Regions from separate parts of the Homo sapiens genome. Here region 1 is linked to region 2. Evidence: chromatin loops called from intact Hi-C (ENCODE). Cell type or tissue: IMR-90. All regions are shown on one strand.

Evidence for each region. Peaks named below come from ENCODE experiments on the same cell type or tissue, not always from the same donor. Only the 100,000 strongest peaks of a DNase experiment are listed, where the experiment ranks them.
Region 1: a loop joins it to region 2, with 2.7 times the contacts of the local background. A loop is called at or near these places in 1 of 110 quality-filtered maps.

The regions. Positions count from the first base shown.
Region 1 is chr9:16,898,331-16,900,830 of GRCh38, reverse strand. No RefSeq gene overlaps it. Among named protein-coding and RNA genes, the nearest start is that of BNC2, 29 kb to the right of the region's middle. In IMR-90, no CTCF peak of the experiment used is centred here; a DNase peak (open chromatin) is centred at 1,030; H3K27ac peaks cover 333 bases.
Region 2 is chr9:16,963,212-16,965,711 of GRCh38, reverse strand. No RefSeq gene overlaps it. Among named protein-coding and RNA genes, the nearest start is that of BNC2, 94 kb to the right of the region's middle. In IMR-90, no CTCF peak of the experiment used is centred here; a DNase peak (open chromatin) is centred at 1,301; H3K27ac peaks cover 1,187 bases.

The DNA.
Region 1 (2,500 bases), 65 kb after region 2:
AGGGATGAAAAATTGTCATGAGGAGCCATTAGGAATGGCAATGTGTAGGCTTTTCCCCAGATTGCCACTTAGATAAAGTACGTTTTTCAGACTCCAAAAACCCACCACATCTTTCAGTTTTCCTTCTTTGAACTCAGCTCTTTTATTTTTTATTTTATTTTATTTCTTTCTCTTTTTTTTGAGACGGAGTCTCGCTCTGTCGCCCGGGCTGGAGTGCAGTGGCGCGATCTCGGCTCACTGCAAGCTCCGCCCCCCAGGTTCGCGCCATTCTCCTGCCTCAGCCTCCCGAGTAGCTGGGACTCCAGGCGCCCGCCACCTCGCCCGGCTAATTTTTTGTATTTTTGGTAGAGACGGGGTTTCACCGTGTTAGCCAGGATGGTCTCGATCTCCTGACCTCGTGGTCCGCCTGCCTTGGCCTCCCAAAGTGCTGGGATTACAGGCGGGAGCCAGCGCACCCGGCCAAACTCAGTTCTTATCAAGAGCTTTGTCATAAAGATCCACAAGCTGGAAATAATCTCTCCATTCTTCCATTTTCCCTTTTTGACTTCTTTTATGGCACTTGCTGTATTTTAAGGTAGATTATTATTTATGTTATTCTTATTTCTCTTACTAGAGGGGAAACTGTTGGCATAAAATGTGGTGGTTAAAGATATGTCCTGGATTCAGACAGATCTCAGGTCACTGTGTGCCCTCAAACCAATAGTCAACCTCTCTAAGTCTCAATGCCTTCTCTGAAAATGTATGTTATAACAGTAAGTGAAATGTCCACAGCATCATACAAGAGCATACAGCACTCAATATGTGTTAGCTACTTCTTTTTTTTTTAAAGATACTTTTCCTTTGTTAAATTTAATAATTTCAACCTCAGGAAGCCAGTGTTCTTAAAGCCATTTTCCTGAGGAGGATTCCACATTGCAGAGGTCACATAATTGTGAGAAAGTTATGTAGCTGGTGGATAGAAGAATCTGCATTTAAACCCAGGTTGTGTTTAGGCAACCTCTCTTTCCAGGGCAACAGGGAGCCACTATTAGATTCTATTCATAGCTGACTCGTAGTGTAAGGTTTTAATGTTTCCTTTTGTGTATCTTGTTTCCTCTCAGTGAAACAAATAGGCTCTGGTAGGGATGGGTCTTGGCTCAAGCATTCCTGTGTTTATCAACACTTCAAGACTTGAAAATTGAGAACAGACACTGCTTTTCATTCTGAACAACGACTTGTCAATATAAGGAAACATTTCCATTGTTTTCATATAAAAATGTTCCACTGATGCCATAATGCTAGTAGAGTTTACAAATATAAAGGCATAAGAAGAAAATAATTAAATTACCTTTTCTGAGAGACATATTAGTCTCTAAATTTTATTTCTTTGTAGCTTAAGAGTCAAAAGCCAGAGAACTGCAAATTTATTTTGTGGATGTTTTCCCCAAAAGGGCTCAAGATGAACATGATGACCCCAAATCATGCTAAAATCTCTTGGTCTTAGTTATTCCTCCTCTTGAAATAAAAAGGGCAGACAATGGAGATTTTAAAAAATTTAACTAGCACTCTAATAAAAAAACCTCTTAATTTTTAAACAGCCTACTTGTTTAAAAAAACAAAAGCTCATTCTTATCACTCATCTTTATTCTTCTTCAAGCTCTATCACAAGCATAAAATGGAAATTTACTAGCTTTTTTAAAGAACATATTTTACCACATAAGAATTAAAATAACAATTACTTTATTTTTTTCTCTCAGATACTGACCATACTTCCCAAATTTATACCATTACAGAAACTATTTTAGCTCTGAAATTTGAGATATTGCTGTATTCTACACAATATTTGAAGAATTTCTCAGTTATTCCCAGGCATTCATTTCGATGGAGTCTTTCTTTGGTCACTCAATAATTCAACCGGCATTTATTGAGTACCAATTATGTGCTAGGCAGTATGCTCAGTGCTGAGGGACTCAGGGCAGAAAAGATACGTTCCCTATACTCAACAACCTCTCAGAAGACATTTAATGAATAATTTTATCTTCCTGTTATAGTAAAATAAGCAGACGTGAATTCCTCTAAGCATCATTAAGTAACTTATGTTTCAAATGTGAGTCTCTCTTGCTGTAAGGCTCCACTATTTAACGCACTCAATGCACTGTTGAAGATTTCTAACCCTGAGTCTGATATTTTTATCAGTTTCATTTTAAGCCACATTTCCTGAACCCAGTGAAGGGTTTTTGCCATCCATTCATCTGATAAAGATTTGAGTGTCAATGTATGTAAGGCAACAGGTTAGTGTCTCTGCAGGCTAAAATGAATGGTATGAACAGTAAGTGGATGCAAAAACTGAATGGAAGAAATAAGGGTTTCAGCAGGGACTTTGGATAGAGAGGAAAGCATATTTTCCAGTTACTGTCACATGCGTCAGAGTTAATGAAGATAATATCCATTTAAGTGGTTGAGGATTTCCTTTCGTCAAGGGGCTTGCCAACCACCATCCCAGGTATCTATTACTGAATAG
Region 2 (2,500 bases):
ACACCATACCTATGGTCAATAATAATATATTGTACACTTAAAATTTGTTAAGAAGGTAGATCTCCTATTTAATGTTCTAACCACAATAAAATAAAAGATTAATTTAAAAAAATTGTTTAAGAAAATAGGCTGGGCGCGGTGGCTCACGCCTATAATCCCAGCACTCAGGTGGATCACCTGAGGTCAGGAGTTCGAGACCAGCCTGACCAACATAGGTAAACCCCGTCTCTACTAAACATAAAAAATTAGCTGGGCATGGTGGTGCATGCCTGTAATCTCAGCTACTCGGGAGGCTGAGGTGGGAGAATCGCTTGAACCTGGGAGGCAGAGGTTGCAGTGAGCCGAGATCGCACCACTGCACTTCAGCCTGGGCAACAGAGTGAGACTCTGTCTCAAAAAAAAAAAAAAAAAAAGAGAAAAGAAAAAGAAAAGAAACTCATAATTTTAACTTCAGTTAATGCACACTATTTTTAAATTAACTTTAAAATGTGGATAACATAAGCAATACCAAGTCATAGAAAGAAAGAAAGAATTTAAACAGAAAAGGCACACTGTTCATACTTTATATAACTAATCATGCTTTTTGTCTTTAATCTCAATATTTTCTTCTTGTTTAATGCCACATTAGGACAACTTTTGTACTTAACTATGGCCAATTGCTTGGTCCGATTCTTTTCTGATTCTCAGATAGTCATACTCTACTAGAGCTCATCTTCCTTCTGGAGAACTCCCGTCTCCATGGAAGGCCTCCTTTTTGTTTTGTGAGTTCTGTCTTACCTGTGCTGTCCAAGAAGGAAGTATATCATGCTAGTGCATGATTAGATGCAGCTGTTTTGGTTTTTGGTTTTTGTTTTTTGTTTGTTTGTTTGTTTGTCTTGAGAAGGAGTCTCGCTCTATCACCCAGGCTGGAATGCGGTGGCACAATCTCGGCTCACTGCAAGCTCCACCTCCCGGGTTCACGCCATTCTCCTGCCTCAGCCTCCTGATTAGCTGGGACTACGGGCGCCCGCCACCACGCCCGGCTAATTTTTTGTATTTTTTAGTAGAGACGGGGTTTCACCGTATTAGCCAGGATGGTCTCGGTCTCCTGGCCTCGCGATCTGCCTGCCTCGGCCTCTCAGAGTGCTGGGATTACAGGCGTGAGCCACCGTGCCCGGCCTAGATGCAGCTGTTTTTAATTAACCCCTCAGCTCTCCTCCAGAAGAATGACTCAGTATGACTTGGCGAACTGATGGTTTCTAAGGAGTCATACATATTTACAACATACCAATATGTTTAATAAAGTTAACCCATCTTACACTGTAACCCATGTTACAGTGCAACATGAAACCAATGCCTCCATCCTACTCATGAAATCCAATTCAAGTGACTAATCAGGTGGGAATGCTACTTTGCAGTGAGTGGAGGCCTCACAGTGGGAATTCAGAGCTCTGACGGACTTATTTTTCTCTTTTGAGCGAGAGTCAGGCGAGGGCTGAGCAAGACCTGAATGGGCTCCTTGGGACCATGGTGGCATATGTGGAAAGGGCACCTCTTACACATGGCTGTGTTGTGAAGCTGAAGGACAGAAAATTGGATGGGTGGTGGCTGGTCGAAACGAGAGTACGCATATTAGAGGACCAGGCTGAACACAGGAGTCAAGCCGCAGAAGCCAAGGCAGGGCCAGGAAGGGAAGAAGGCCAGACGATGTGAAAAGTGAAATGAACCAGAGGCAGCTGGAAGAAAGTCCGAGGATGAAAATTTGCCCACACCTCCCCTCCCGACTGGGGTCCTTTTAAAATATTTCTCCTGACAACTTGAAAAAGTATAGAAGATTAATAGAAAGGGGATGGGGAAACAGGTGGAATCTAAATGAGTCTCTTCCTTGAAGCAAAGATGCCAGGCCAATGCCAGGTAAGTAAGCACTGGGAATTACTATGTTGGCATAAATGAGCCAGTTTCCATGATTTCAAGGCTCACCTGGCCTGAGTATGGAAATTGTTCTTTATTTGCTCATACTGAAAATGTTGACTGAATAGAAGCAAAGTAGTACAAATATAAATTAAACATACTCCTTACTTAAACAAATTTACAAGAAGAAAACAAACAATCCCATAAAAAAGTGGGCAAAGAACATGAACAGACACTTTTCAAAAGAAGACATACATGTGGCCAACAATCATATGGAAAAAAGCTCAATAGCACTGACCATTAGAGAAATGCAAATCAAAACTACAAGATGCCATCTTACACCAGTCAGGATGGCTATAATTAAAAAGTCAAAACATAACAGTTGCTAGCGAGGTTGTGGAGAAAAAGGAATGCTTACACATTGTTGGTGGGAGTGTAAATTAGTTCAACCATTGTGGAAGACAGTGTGGTGATTCCCCAAGAATCTAAAACCAGAAATACCATTTCACCCAGTAATCCCATTACTTGGTATATAACCAAAGGAATATAAATCCTTCTATTATAAAGTCATATGCACACAAATGCTCATTACAGCACTTCTCACAATAGC